Linked DNA regions of Mus musculus: region 2 is linked to region 1. Evidence: chromatin loops called from intact Hi-C (ENCODE). Cell type or tissue: left cerebral cortex. All regions are shown on one strand.

Region 1 (8,000 bases):
TGGTTTATTATTATACTTAACCCCTTTAGAAAATTAGGGGAAGCCGGGCATGGTGGCACACGCCTTTAATCCCAGCACTTGGGAGGCAGAGGCAGGTAGATTTCTGAGTTCAAGGCCAGCCTGGTTTACAAAGTGAGTTCCAGGACAGCCAGGGCTATACAGAGAAACCTTGTCTCGAAAAAAACAAAAAAACAAAAAAGAAAGAAAATTAGGGGAAATACTGCTTTAGTTTCACAAGGAAAAAATGCTTTCATCTTAAAAAGAAATAACCAAAATATTAATGGTGAAATGTAATAATAACTAAAGTTTCCTTTAAAACAATGTATGACACATGCAAATTTTAGATATCTAGGACATAATTAGAAAAATATTTTTCCAGTGAGTTATTTTTTATAATAGAACACTGTATTCTTTACAGTGTATTGGAAAGCTTTCATATAGATGAGTGGTTGAGATAGAAACTAGTCAGGTAGGGCAGGGATCCCAGAGCAATAGTTCCAACTGAGAACGTCCTTGCTGGAGGCCAAGAATGTCAGGGCAGAGTTTTGGTTCCAGTTTCTCTGTCAAGTCCTAAATGAGCACCTCTGCCCGAGGCTGCGGATGACTACGTGACTGAAACTGAGCAGGGCACCTGGACACCTTGTGGTTGGGCCAACTGGACCGACCAGCTCACCTCCTTTCCCGAGCCTCTGTCTAGTTTCTACCACAAGTCCTTGAAGGAGCCCCCAGATCAGCTGCTCACTGGTATCTTACTTCTCCACCTTCTGTCCTCTCCCATCCCCTCTGATCGCTCTCCTTCTGAGATCCGCAAGCTTGGGATAGCTTTCGGCATTGTCAATTTTTCTGGAACCCTAGTTCCACAAGCAAAGCGCACCGAGATCGAAGAAAAACTCTGCCATTCTCAAAAACACCCCAGTATTTCCATATGGGTGTCTTTGGGGACTGTCCTTTGATCACCCTAAACTGTTGTTCTACCTAGCCGTGAGGAAACACTGTGCCACGGATGACAGAGTGATGTGTTTGTTTAACTAAGTGCTGTTGGAGTGTTATTATGCCTCCCCAGTGAGAAATCACTCCAAGCACTTAGAGATAAATAAAGGAAAAAAACTCTTCAATAATAGCCGCCACTAGCTCAGGCTTCTGTGTGGAAGAGAACCCACCTGAACAGAAATCCCTGTCAACTTAACGTAGCTTTGCAGTCCCAAGTTACACTTTGAGCAATTAAACATGATTTACGGAGACAGTAATTCCATGGCTCGGTTGTTTAGACAAACGGGGAGATTAATGATGCAGAAATTATCTCAGAGACTGACCTCGGCTGCCTTTCCCAGGGCAGCTGTCGGCCAGGGTCACCCTAGTCGCCTGGCAAAATGTAAGCTCTCCCTGATAAGGGAGGGCTTGATTAGTGGCTGTCAGCCAGGTTTGGGTTCTTTAAGCCGCCCAAGCCCAACAGAGACAAAGCTCCCGCAGCTGAATTGTACTTTTGTGTAACTTAGCATTTTTTAAGTGAGCTTATTGGTAAATCCTTCATAATAACACTTCATTATTTCCATTTCCCTCTTTAGTGTCACACACTGAGAAACTCGGAAGAGCAGAAAGGCACCTTCTCACAGTTTTGCAGGCAAAAAAAAAAAAAAAAAAAAAAAAAAAATCACTAGACTTGGCAGAAACTCTACCTTCTGCAGGTTGTGGAGACCATTCAATGCTTCTTCTCAGCTTCTGGGCTGTGCCAATGATTTGGGGGGGCTCCTTAGTTTATAGAAGCATCAATCACACCAATCACAGATGCCCCTGTACCAGCCATCCAGTCAGGGTTCTCTAGAGAAGCAACTTTTGGCGCGCGCATGCGCACCTGTGACTTATTAGAGCGGCTTTCAGACTGTGGTCCAGCTGGTCCAACAGTGGCTGCCCACAAAGGGGAAGTCCAAGAACCCAGTAATCCACAAGGCTGGATGTCTCAGGTGCTCTTCAGTGCATGTTGGAATTGCAAAGAAGTAGGCCCTCATAGCAGTGAAGAAATGAACTTGCCAGTGAGAGGGAGGGAAAGCAGACAAAGAGCAGAATCTTCCTTCCTTCTACCATGCCCCGTGTGACAGGCTGCCAGCAGAAGGTGTGGCCCAGGGTGAAGGTGGATCTTCTACACTCAAATGACCCAATCAAGAAAAACCCCTCACAAGTCTGCCCAGTTTCGTTAAGCTGACAACCAAGGACAGCTATCACATCTCCCTACCCTATTTGAGGGGACAGAATTTCCTATCATGCAGGTGACTCTGAACTCTCCATCTTTCTGTTTCCACCTACAATCTCTGGGGTTGCAGGCATGCTTGGCCACGCTCAGCTCAGCTCTCTTCCCACCCCACCCCCCTTCTAGAAACAGTACTGGATTGAAGCCCATCCAAATTACCTCATTTTAACTTAACTACACCCATAAAGACCCTGTCTCCAGTTAAGGCCACATTCTGCAGGCTGCGGTGGCCTGCGATTCTAGGATGCTAAGGCAGGATGAAAAGAGTTTAAGGTATCTTGGATTAGTTAGATAGTAAGACCTCGTCTCAAAACAAAACAAAATGGAGGATTGCACTCTCGAGTTCCTGGGAGCACAGCAGGACTTCAATGTACTCAAGCCGTGTCAGTGATGGAGAGAAAAGCCTGAAGCTGTGACCTCTGGAAGTCACTACCCAGAGGATGGTGTTGCATATGGGGCTCACTCCTGCTAGCTTATCACATTTCCTGAAATTGAAACACAGGTTGGGTGCTCTACTCCCAAGAAGAGCTAACAATACAATGTAGCTGGTGCTGGCCATGCTCGCACAAGCACAATGTAGCTGGCCTCCATGCACACAGGGAGCCAGGAGTGCAACCATTTCTTGCCTCTCACTGGAGCAACACATTTTTCTTTTGCCCTAAAATTCCAAGAATCCGCCAAAACTCATTCATTATATTGCACTACAAAAATACTTTCCCTATTTCTCTTGAGAGTGAGTTAGATTTCCTTAAGAAATGTCTTGATCTATCCCTTAGGACTGGGCTCCACAACTTTGCCCTTTGATTGGTAGTGGTTTTCTGTGATGGTCTCTGCCTGATGCAGTGGTGAGGTGGGGCATATGGGAGGTGTTGGTGGGAAGAAAGGGAAGGGGGACTGTTGTCATTGTATCATCTTATCAAGAATGAAATATTTTCTTTTGAAGAGAGAATTGTCTTGATTCTGAAAAGTGGCCTTTGCTCTCACCTCAACTCACAGCAGGTGATCTTCAGTCTTTTGTCTTTTTGTTTGAACAATGTTGATAATAAAAAAGAAGATAAAGTAATATTATCTAATGATTATGTCCCTCTAGTACCTGGATATGGAAACACAGTATATACATCTTCAAACTTTGTTATTAAAATGTACTGCACAAGAGGGCGCTAGATTAACATATAATAATAAGACAGCCCCACAAAAAGACCCATGCACACAAATTAACATTAGCCTACACTACCTTTGAGTCATTGTTTGTTTCACAGCTGAGAATTGGAAATATTTACTTGCTGAAGACATTCCTCATATAACTCAGTATGTTCACATCTGAGAACTGCAGTGTCTTTGAATAAATCCCCAACACACAAGTGATTTAGAAGCAAAGGCGTTTCCCTCACAGGTTGTGGGACTCCAACACTTCTCCAGCCTCTGAGGGTGGGCCAGTGACTTTCTGGCTCCTTAATGTATAGAAACACCAATCACACCAATGTGGCCTTCATCTTCACAGATGTGCCTGGGCTTGGTGAGGATTCTCTAGCGAGTCCTAGAACAATTGTGTGTGTGTGTGTGTGTGTGTGTGTGTGTGTGTGTGAGAGAGAGAGAGAGAGAGAGAGAGAGAGAGAGAGAGAGAGAGAGAGAGAGAGAGAGAGAGAGAGAGAGAGAGAATTATAGTTTATTTAGAGTTTATTTTGTATGGGTTTGTGCATGTTTGCATATATGCATGTGCTTGTGTGTATACATGCAAGTGGAGGCCAGAGGTCATCACACACACATACTACACTACACACTACATGCACATAAACACACACATGCCTGGCAAATACATGCCTATCACTCCATCTGAAATAGCAATGAGATCTTAAGTTATTAAGCCTTTTACTATCCATATAATGTGTGCTATTAAGCAATTAGAGGCAGCTGTCAAAATAAATTAAGTAAACTTTACCAGTGGTGCAGCATGCCCTTAAAAAGGTTATTCATCTCCATGGTGAATCAGTTTAAATCTGGACGAGAATTATGCGGAGTGCACACAGCATCTTGGAAGGCTTGCTCTTAACACTTCTTCCTGCAGAGATATTTATAGGTGCTTTGAGGAAGAAGAAACCAGCAAAAGTTTTAGGAATATGAACAAATGTATGGAAACATCCATGTATCATTCCAAATTTGCCTAGTTTAAGCATTTACAATACAAAGATTTGTGTTTATGTAGAGAAAGAAATTCTTAAGCTGTAAATAAAGCCCAAGAGGAAACTGGGCCACAGTGATAAATCCACTACTGTAGTCAAGTCGTCCACTGGATGATGAATTTATTTTTTATTTTTTAAATTCTAAATGTGTGTATAGTGGTGTGTGTGTGTGTGTTTGTATGGTGTGGTGTATATGTGTACACATGATGTGGTGTGTGTGTATCTTTGTATAGTGTGATGTGTATGTGTGTACATGATGTGGTGTGTGTGTATATGGTGTGGTATGTGTGTGGGTATGTTGTATGTGTGTTGTGGTGTATGTGTGTGTATAGTGTGGTGTGTGTGGTGTGGTGTGTATGTGTGTGCATGATGTGGGCTATGTGTTTGTATGGTGGTGTGTCTGTATGGTGTGGTATGTGTGTGGGTATGTTGTATGTGTGATGTGGTGTATGTTTGTATATGTGTGTGTAGTGTGGTGTGTGTGGTGTGGTGTATGTTTGTATATGTGTGTGTAGTGTGGTGTGTATGTGTGTTCATGATATGGTGTGTGTATGTTTGTCTGGTATGATATGTATGTGTGTGCATGAGGTGGTATGTATGTGTATGTGTGTGTGTGTGTGTGGTATATGAGGGGTGGTGTGTATATGGTACGATATGTGAGGGATAGTGTGTGTGTGTGTGTGTATGTGTGTGTGTGTGTGGTGTGGTGTGCATGTGGTATTTGTAGTGTGTGTATGGTATGATGTGTTGTATATGCGCACTTTGTGTATTGTATGTGTGTATGGTGTGGTATGCTGTGGTGTGGTATGTGTGCTCTGTGTGTGTATGGTGGGGTATGTGTCTGTCTGTCTGTCTGTCTGATGTGGTGTCTGTGTGTGTTGTGATGTATATATGTTTATGGTATGGTATGCGTGTATGGTGTGATGTGTGCATGTGTTTATGTGTGGTGTATGTGCATGCCACAGCATGCATGTAGATATCAGGTAGAAGGTTGTGGGGGTCAGTTCTCTCTGTCTTTCCTCCATGCAGTTCCTGGAGACTGAACTCAGGTCATCAGGTTTAGCAGCAAGAGCCTCTAACCAATGAGCTATCTTTCCAGCGCAATAACCAGGATTTTTGTATTTTTTTTTCTTTACTAACTCTTTTTCATTACACTGTGTGGATGCTGGACTAGGTGGATTTGGGTCTAAATCCCAAACCCTGAAGCCTAATTTTCTTACCTCTAAAGTAGGACTAATATTCCTACTTGGTATGTGGAAATTGCCATTTTAAATCAGATAATGTTTGCACTTTACACAGATCAAATAATAATATCCGCTGTGTTTTCAGGCTGTCTTGCTTTTGGCCTCTCTCAGCCTCCTTACATTCTGTTTTAATTGGTTTATTGAAATGTCGGCTGCCCGTCCTGTTGGATGATTTGTTGCTTTCACTCATCTCCTCTTGGTGCCTCCCTGGACCACCCCACTCATGCCCTACAGTTATTCTCACCAACCCTTGGGGGCTGCTCTGCGAGAGCCATGTAGAACAGTTAAATGCAGCGTGCACTTAGCGTTCGTAGGGTGTTCAAAGCCATACTCATTTTCTTGTGTTCATTTCAGCTCTGCGGAGGGTGCAATATCGTACTGTAACTTGTCGTATTAGGCAGAATTGTCTTGTTGTGTGTATGTGTCTGTGTAGAGGTGTTTTGCTGTATGGACGTCTGTGTACCGCTTGCATGCCTAGTGCCCTTGAAGGCCAGAAGAGAGCATTGGAGCCTCTGGAACTGGAGCTACAGTTGTAAGCTGAATGAAAGCACCGGGAATCATCCTCTGAAGGAGCAGCCAGTGCTCTGTAGCTGCAGAAGCAGTTTTTAATAAGCTATCCAGAGAATCTCCACCTCTTTTTGTTTTTTTGTTTGTTTGATTTATTTTTATGTGATCATTAGAGGTTCCATACATTTAGCTAACAATACTGTTCAGAAAAGTGGACCACACAGAGTCCTAATAGAGCAACCCTGTATTTAAGGTGTATTTGGGGGTCTGGAGAGATGGCTCAGTGGTTAAGAGCACAAATTGCTCCTCCAAAGGTCTTGAGTTCAACTCTGGGAATCCACAAGTCAGCACTTAACTGTCTGACACTATCTTCTGGTGTGCAGATGTACATACAAAGTACCCATATACGTAAAATACATAAATAAATCTTAAGGCTGCTCTCAAACTACATATTATGACTGTTTGGAAAATATGAATTTGACTACAGAAAAACTATTTTCTGTCCATTTTGAAACTATGTGTCTTTAACACTTCTGCAAGCAATCAAATCCAATTATATATATGTATATATATATATATATATATATATATATATATATGGCCTTGAACTCAGAAATCCGCCTGCCTCTGCCTCCCAAGTGCTGAGATTAAAGGCATGCACCACCACCGCCCGGCCAAATTCAATAATATTATTTTCTCAGAACGGATCTTTTTTTTTTTTAAGATTTATTTATTTATTTATTTATTTATTTATTAATTATATGTAAGTACACTATAGCTGTCTTCAGACACTCCAGAAGAGGGAGTCAGATCTTGTTAGAGATGGTTGTACGCCACCATGTGGTTGCTGGGATTTGAACTCAGGACCTTCAGAAGAGCAGTCAGTGCTCTTACCCGCTGAGCCATCTCTCCAGCTTCCCAGAACAGATTTTATAGTGTATTCTTTGTTAATTAAAAGCAGAATTCTAAACAGCAAGGAACAACTCACAGTCATTATTTTTTAACTATCTCCTTTCTCAGAGCTTCCTAAATAGAGCTGATAAACCAGTTTGTAGTCCTCTGAACTTAAAATTCTGCAGAAAATTCTGCTTCATCTACAAGGTGCCAAAAGCAGGAGCTTCATCAAGTGCAGGACTGGTCACCTTTGTTTCCGTACTGTGCTGATTCACAAGTCAAGTCCCCACTTCCTATTCACTCTCTCTCTGGACACCACGATACTGTCCTCTGGGATCCAATCCAGGCCTTGTGAGCACTGGGCAAGCACACCTCTGCTAACCTTTGTGCCTAACTCAGCCTTGAGCCTTTGCAAAGCTTGTAGAAAGCGTTCCTGATGAGAAAGATTGCTGACACAACCAGGAGGGATGCTACCGTCGACAGGGGCTCCTCTTGCTGTGTTAAATAATTTCCCATATCTTTGCCGTCCAGATCTGCCTTCTGCTGTGCAATTTCCATCACAATATAGCAGATTGGAGGTAATATTGGGTTTGCAGAGCACAGCGGGCTTGAGAACTACTGCAGTAGCAAAAAATCTCTGCTTCAGAAACCCCCTTCTGACCCTTTCGTTTTTCCTTTTAAACAAAACAAATATTACTGAACCTTATAGGGCCCCAAGCACTGCACAAGGTTCTTCTGTATGTTGCTAATTTAGTTCACACTTGGAACCTGCAAAGATCCAAAAACCACAACAGAACGAACTGTTCTGATACCATCAGAGACGGTAATTACTAGCTCAATCATTTCCATCTCTTAGGACAGTGACTACATGTTCCACTGAGCACCAAGTCTTGATTTAAAGCTATCCCCATCCACATCCAGGTTATAGTA
Region 2 (8,000 bases), 280 kb after region 1:
TCAGTCACCAGGGCCATCTTCCATTGGAACCCAGCAAATATTAGCCAAGTAAGAATCTTTGATATGCCGAGGGGAGTTCATGAATCTAGGGATACTGAGGTCGCCATCAGAAAGACCACTGGCTAAGAGAGCACTGGGAAGTCGCTCTTCACCTCTGAAAGACATTAACAGACACAGTAAATGTTATGCAAAGCAACCTCCCAAACTTCATGACAGATCTCTGGTGACGGTGCATTCTAAATTTCATTTACTTCCTTATACTGTTATAGGGTCCTTATATACACATGCTGAAATCACTGGTATACTTTACATGGCTCACTTAAATGTCCCTCTACCATAGTCATCATTCCTAACCGTTCTCTAGCACTGCTAATGCTTGCATGGACATCTTCATGCACAAAGAACTTCCTTATTAAGATTATTTATGATAATATCAGCAACAAAGGCATCTTGGTTAAAGAATACACATTTATATTTCATCTTACATCTGTGAGTGTTCTATCTTCGAGTACAGGTGTGCACCAAGTGTATGCCTGGAGTCTCTGGAGGTTCAGAGGAGGACAGCAGATCTCCTGGACCTGGAGTTTCAGATGTTGTGAGCCACCATGTGTGCTAGGGACTGGACCCGAGTCCTCTGCAAGAGCAACAAATGCTCCCAACTGCTGGGCCGTCTCTCCAGCCTCAGTAATATACCTTTTTGCAATGTTTTTCAATGCTGGATACATGGTTGACAACTTAAAGAGCTGTTCCAACTCTACAAGCCACTATTTATAATCCTTGCTGTCCCTGTACCAAGAACTGATTTAACAAATGTTGGTCTCAAATACTGTGACTGGCACTAGAGGCACTAGAGGCACTCCACTGTTCTAAAGGTCAGTCTAGGCTATCCTGAGAGCACTAGACCTCAGATTCTACATCAAAAATTAGTTCTCTAAGATGACAGCAAAGAACTGCTGACACGGTGATACGTTACTGCCCAGGAGGAGGTGTCCAATGGAAAGCAGCAGGCCAGGCACCTGGAGGGGTGGAAGGCGGAAGGGGGAAGGCGGAAGGCGGAAGGCGGAAGGATCTAAACAGGCAGTCAGAAGCCCCACCTTGTTGTGGTAACTCTCCAACCCACATATGCCCTGGCAATGAAAACACAACTCAGTTAATATGATTACATGCTGTGTGCCTAGATTAGAGAGATCTACCACTACACTATCATCTTCCACATCTATGAGACCCTTTAGAAATTGCGGTTTCTCCAGGCCATGTGCTTCTGCTCAGCTTTTCTTCTTCTTCCTCCTCCTCTGCATCCTCTCCCTCTTCCATTTTCTCCTTCTCTCTCCTCACCTTCCACTCCAACTTCCCTTTTATCTGCCCAATCCTCAGCTTTCCTTTATTTTACAAATTAAGCAGGTTTACAGGAAATCACCTGAGGGCTGAAGAATTCCATGTTCACAACCACTCACAGGAGAACAGAATTAACATCAGATATAATTAGCCCCAGGGCTCTCCACAACAGCACCTTTATGTAAACTTTCAGTTCTCTGTGATCAACCACACTTTAAAAGTATTGAATAGAAAATTTGAGAAATAGCTTCCCTGGTGATACACACCCACAATTCTGGGAGACAGAGGAGGAGAAGGAGGAGGAGAAGGAGAAGGAGGAGGAGGACCAAGAATTGAAGGCCAGCCTGGGCAACTTAAGGAGGCCTCATCATAAAAGGAGGCTGACAGTGGGCACTAGAACCCAGTGAAAGATATTCCAGAGAGAGAGAACGTACCAGTCTTGAATTATGCACCTTTCTGAGCAGCATGAGACCCTCTGCTACCCGGCCCCACCCAGGATGGGAATCAACCCTTTACCAACAGAGTCACACTAACTACAGGGAGCTCCCCGTAGCCACTCGGTCACCACATCTGAGATCAGACCGGTTGTCTCGGCATCACAGAATTTAAGTAATTCTTACATTTACATAATAAAGGCCCCAAAGTGCACAGGGCTGATGCTGGCATTTGATGTATCGAAGATAAACCCCTCTGAGTGAGTAAGCACACATGTGGGGATGAGAACACATACAGTGATGAGTGGTGGCTGTGCTGTCAGGCACTTACTGGGGGCCTTGTTGCATCTCCTCCATGGAGAACAGAGAGGATGCGGTAATTTGTTCTCCGTAGATTCAGCCTTCTAATCTAAACAGAATGCAACCTGGTTTCAAGTTCATACATCATTCGAGCAGAAACCTTCCATCTTGATTACCAGCCTAGGTCAAAGCAACCGTCCCCAGCACGTAATCGCTACCAAATCATGGCTTCTAATAGATGCTCCCCATATTTATAAATGAACTTGGGTGACCTGCAGTTGGCCGGTGAGAGGGAAGAACATGAGACTGAAAATAGACACAGAGACAGGAATTAGAACTCGAGGACGCAACCTCGCTTAAAGCATTTAAACCTGAGTGCCACATCCCTTCCCTCTGGGGGAGACGAGGGAGTCGATTCTACGCAGCTAACTGCCAAGAAACCACATGCAGACAGTCTGAAAGGCTGAAATCCAGAACCTGGGCAATTAAACATCCATTTGGTGAACGTCGCTGGGTGCTCCCATTGCAAGTTGATATCGTAAAGACAAAGCAGCATTTATAATAGGGGAATTACCTTCACAACCGAGTTTTCACTCTGGGGTTAAGTGGGAAACCACTTGGAAGACGACGATCCATTGACAGCAAAACAAGAAAGATAGTGAGTGAGAAGCAAACAGTCTATAGGCTCTGCGGGCTGCCACTCAGGGCTGCAAAGACTAGTACTTACATAGTCATTTTACCAAATGAATTTTTGTAATCATGCCTCATGGTCACGTTAATCAATTGTTCACATAACTATCAACAATAGGCAAGATATCTTTTTGAGGGCGTCTTTAACAACAGTTTGTAGACAGCACATAAGCACAGGATAGATCACTCAAACCCATGCTTAAAGAACAAAAAAAAAAAACAGTTCTGAGAACAGAACATGCTAAATTGGGCGGGGCGGGGCGGGGCGGGGGCGGGGAGAGGTTGCTACTTACTAATAAGCATGACCTTCTTCATAAAGCTGCAAACAAGCCTTAACAAGGGCAGAGGAGAACGCGGGGCTGGGAGTGGACACTGATCTGTACGCTCATCTCAGAAATTCTGCTATAACAGAAGTCAGCTGGTGAGTTAAATTGAGTAAGAAACCCCTGGGCTAAAGCGCGAGACTGTCTTCCTCAGCTTGGGCTTGAACCGCAGACTGCAGTGAGCAGCAGGTGAATAAAGGCCAGCTAGCATGGGGAAAAGCCCCTAGAGCTGAAGGAGGCAGAAGACCTAACCAAGGTGGCACGAGTGACCTCTGGCACCATCTAGAGGTTTCTCCTGGGAGGAGTCGCAAAAGAAGCCACAGCAATCAGAGGTGTCGCTGTGCACCTAACAACCACGCAGCAAACAAGCTCTAACAGCTTCCTAGAAACACTGAGATCTCCGACACCCTTGGGTTAGAACTGAATTGACCAAGGGTCCCAGGAACAAGAAGGTTAGGGCGCCAAAAAATACAAACTATCATTTACACCCCTAACTACGCTGCAGCCTGCTGTGCCCTGCAAACCAAGGCCAGCGTTACATACGAGCACCCACCTTCTTCCTGAGCATCGGTGCTTTGGACAGCTTCATAAAGGTCAGGTGGGGCTTAAAAGTTCTGCTTTCTCCAGCTAGGATGCCTTTTTCCCGAAATGTTCTTTTCGCAGTCTCTGAAGAAGATAAAAAGAACACAAAAGTGCTACTGTAACACACAGTTATCTTTAGTTATTAAGAGGTTGATTCAAGAGATGACTAACTGTATTATAAGGAAGATCATATTATGGTTTCCAATTTGCATTTTATGGGTTTTGTGTGTGTGTGTGTGTGTGTGTGTGTGTGTGTGTGTGTGTGTGTTTCTCATGCTTTTTTGTATTCGTTTTGTTTTATTCTGGTTATCTTGTTTTATTTGCCTGTGTGTTTCCTAATGAGAGAGAGAAAGGTGGGGAGGATCTGGGAGAAGATGAGGAGGGGAAAACATAATCAGAATTTATTGCATAAAAATATTCAATTAAAAATAATCATCCTCTGTGGAGAAAGAGGAACACTCCTCCATTGTTGGTGGGATTGCAAGCTTGTACAACCACTCTGGAAATCAGTCTGGCGGTTCCTCAGAAAACTGGACATAGTACTACCAGAGGATCCCGCAATACCTCTCCTGGGCATATATCCAGAAGATGTCCCAACCAGTAAGAAGGACACATGCTCCACTATGTTCATAGCAGCCTTATTTATAATAGCCAGAAGCTGGAAAGAACCCAGATGCCCCTCAACAGAGGAATGGATACAGAAAATGTGGTACATTTACACAATGGGGTACTACTCAGCTATTAAAAAGAATGAATTTATGAAATTCCTAGGCAAATGGATGGACCTGGAGGGCATCATCCTGAGTGAGGTAACCCAATCACAAAGGAACTCACACAATATGTACTCACTGATAAGTGGATATTAGCCCAAAACCTAGGATACCCAAGATATAAGATACAATTTGATAAATGCATGAAACTCAAGAAGAACAAAGACCAAAGTGTGGACACTTTGCCCCTTCTTAGAATTGGGAACAAAACACCCATGGAAGGAGTTACAGAGACAAAGTTTGGAGCTGTGACGAAAGGATGGACCATCTAGAGACTGCCATATCCAGGGATCCATCCGATAATCAGCTTCCAAACACTGACACCATTGCATACACTAGCAAGATTTTGCTGAAAGGACCCAGATATAGCTGTCTCTTGTGAGACTCTGCCGGGGCCTAGCAAAAACAGCAGCGGATGCTCACAGTCAGCTATTGGATGGATCACAGGGCTCCCAATGGAGGAGCTAGAGAAAATACCCAACGAGCTAAAGGGATCTGCAACCCTATAGGTGGAACAACATTATGAACTAACCAGTACCCAGGAGCTCTGGACTCTAGCTGCATATGTATCAAAAGATTGCCTATTCGGCCATCACTGGAAAGAGAGGCCCATTGGACTTGCAAACTTTATATGCCCCAGTACAGGGGAATGCCAGGGCCAAAAAGTGGGAGTGGGTGGGTAGGGGAGTAGGGGGAGGGTATGGGAGACTTTTGGGATAGCATTGGAAATGTAAATGAGGAAAATACCTAATAAAAATATATAAAAAAAAAAAGAAGTGAGGAAGGAAATGTTCTCCTTCTGAGAGGTATTTCTTAATGACTTTGTTTAGTAGAAGGATAATCTATTGCTTAGCCTGGGTACTGGATGGTCATTATACATGTGTTGCTTTCGAGATAAAAAATCTCCCCTAATGTAAAAATTATGTGGATTTTTTCATCTGCACTCAATCTTATTCTGGAGGGAAGCTCATGAATAATTAAAGAGGCTGTCAATTCTTCCTAGAAAGACAGAAATTCCTTCGCACACTAAATCGAAAATCACACAACAAATACATCGGGCACCCTTCAAATGACAATGTGCTGTGCTTCCTAAATAATATGATTTATCGCTCAGATGAGAAGGAAAAGAGTTGCCTAAAGAACAACTCATTGAAATGTGTTTTATGGGGCAGCAAGATGTCTCAGTGAACCTGAAAGCATTTGTGCCCAACATAGACAACTGGAGTTCAAACCCTGAGATTCATATGGTGAAAAAGCCTCCTATGGGTTGTCTTACACACACACACACACACACGTAATCAAATGTGTAAATACATTTTTATAATACTAGAAGTCCATGCTGAACACTGAAACAATTTAATAAGCAACACTTCAATGAACCTAACAAAAACAGCTTTATCTTTTTGTTTTAGATTTTACATATTTATATACATCTTACTAAAATGAATTCTTTAAAAGTGTGGCAGCAGTAAATTTATACTTAAAAATAAAGAAGTCACTAAACATTGTTTCAAAGTAAACTATTAAGCTGATTTTAACAGAATCCTATATTTCTAACTGCATACTCATTTTTGCAAACCTTGTTTCCCTTTCTTATCTCTTAATATTTCCTCAAACTCTGATGCTGTTTATACAACAACACCGTAATTGGGACTCTAGGAATTAGGGTCCCTGACAGAAATACCACAGTAAGAATAAAAGCAGCCCACACCAATAGCCAAAGCATCAGGAAAACAACTCCTTTCCAGGGAAGAACTACCTCTCAGTCGTCCCTCGGCTGATATACTGACACAGAGTACACTACCTAGCTTTTCTTTTGTATTTTCAATATTTTATAACACTGTTATGAGGAAGCAGATCAGACAAAGATTTTTCTAACTACAGCTTTGAGGAAAAACTGTAAATACGTTCATTTTTATACACATACCCTTAAGCACGTGCATATGTATCTATAGGTATGCACATGATGCAGACATACACACATAATGTGTTTTCCTCTTAATGCAAGCCAATTTAGGGGAGCATAGCCAAGCTTTATGGCCAGGGCTCTAATTTTAAAAAAGACAAAACACAGGGGAACATTATTTGATGGTGTCTCCCAGCTAGAGAACAACTATAGAGGAATAAAATGTACAGGGAATAAAGTTTCCAATTTGATTATGTGAAAATAATGGTAATGGCTTCATTACGACATTTCCTATCCGTTACCCGTGTTTCCCACCATTTCCCTTCCCCGCCTTCCTCCTTCTCTCAGCATGGTCCTTCGTTTCCACACACAACCCTCCTTTTCGATTTCCAACCACACAGGTTCTATAGCTGCAGTGCCTTGAACGAGAATTTCCCACGTGGGCTCATCGATTTCAACAGTTAGTCCTCAGCTGCTGGCACGGTTTGGGGCAGCTCAGAAGATACGGCCTCCATGGAGAAAGCATGCTGCTGGAGGTGGGCTTTGAGAGTCTAGAGACTTGGCACTCTCCGGTTCCCTGTTTACGGGACTCATTTGCCATGGAGGAGGTGAGCTCTCAGTCTGCTCACACTGTCTGCTGCCAGTTCTTCCTGCCACGAAGGACTTGTATCCCTCTGGAACCAGAAGCCTAAATAAATTCTGTCTGTAAGCTCCCATGCTTACTTACCCGGCCAGTGTCGCCTGATATGGCCACAAGGAACCAAGGGTTCCAAGTTGGAGGGGTAACAGCAAAACTGAAGCTGTGGCAGTTTTACCGAGAACAATATTTTTATGCCCTGGTCAGAAACAGAATATAATGGCAACTGCCAGGATCAACACAGTCGTAGTTTCCAGGATACAAGCTATATGGGATACACAAGATTGATGTCTGACACCATTTGTTCTGTCAAGCGTCCATGCTTCCTTGATGACTACGGGAACAGAGAAACACAAAGAGGCCCCGACACTTCACTGCCCAAGGAAGGACATCAGGTCTCTCAGGAACTGAAAGGTACATTGTGCACCAGGAGCCATGGACTCTAACCTGAGCAGCCTGTGATGCAGCCTACGATGCAGGCCTCTCAAGGCAGCTCAGCCAAGCCCACCATGACCCCCTACAACCTCCCTTTTCTATTTTCTAATTTTAGGGTAGGCAAGTCAATCTTTAAAGCATACGTGGAATAGCCAACCAGTCTCAAGGTGACAGTGCTTTCCAAAATCAAATTCTCAGACACATTCCTATGGAGCATAGTTTAGAAATCCAATTTAAGATAGAGAGATAATGACCAAAACTCTTGGCCAGTTTTATGTAGTAATGGAGGAGGGTAACTCATCTGACTTTGAATGCTGAGTGGTAGCATTTCATCGAGCAAGGCCTGAACATTCTATAGGATGCCTACTACATACAGTTATTCTCCTTTGTTCCTGGCCTGCCCTTGCAATCTCTCCCTCGGCTCATGGCTTCTTTGTCACTCAGCTCCACGTGTCAATCTGGGACTGTGCTCTGTGCCTTTGCAGCCATTTTCAGAAAGTCCTTACCTATGTGTGGGTCTTGAAATGTTTGCCTAGAGCTGGAGAGATGGCTCAGCAGTTAAGAGCACTGACTGCTCTTCCAGAGGTT

Evidence for each region. Hi-C counts contacts between places; a loop is a spot of excess contacts. Peaks named below come from ENCODE experiments on the same cell type or tissue, not always from the same donor. Only the 100,000 strongest peaks of a DNase experiment are listed, where the experiment ranks them.
Region 2: a loop joins it to region 1, with 3 times the contacts of the local background. A loop is called at or near these places in 13 of 42 quality-filtered maps.

Annotation. Positions count from the first base shown.
Region 1 is chr10:24,957,857-24,965,856 of GRCm38, forward strand. Gm36228 (a long non-coding RNA gene) reads right to left here and starts at 2,084. Exons shown (of 5, transcript XR_871528.3): 1 at 1,677-2,084. In left cerebral cortex, a CTCF peak has its summit at 3,409 (motif pointing right); DNase peaks (open chromatin) are centred at 3,491 and 4,264.
Region 2 is chr10:25,235,991-25,243,990 of GRCm38, forward strand. Akap7 (A kinase (PRKA) anchor protein 7) reads right to left here. Exons shown (of 8, transcript NM_001379238.1): 6 at 3,636-3,748. Among named protein-coding and RNA genes, the nearest start is that of Gm25016, 26 kb to the right of the region's middle. In left cerebral cortex, a CTCF peak has its summit at 3,391 (motif pointing left); a DNase peak (open chromatin) is centred at 3,359.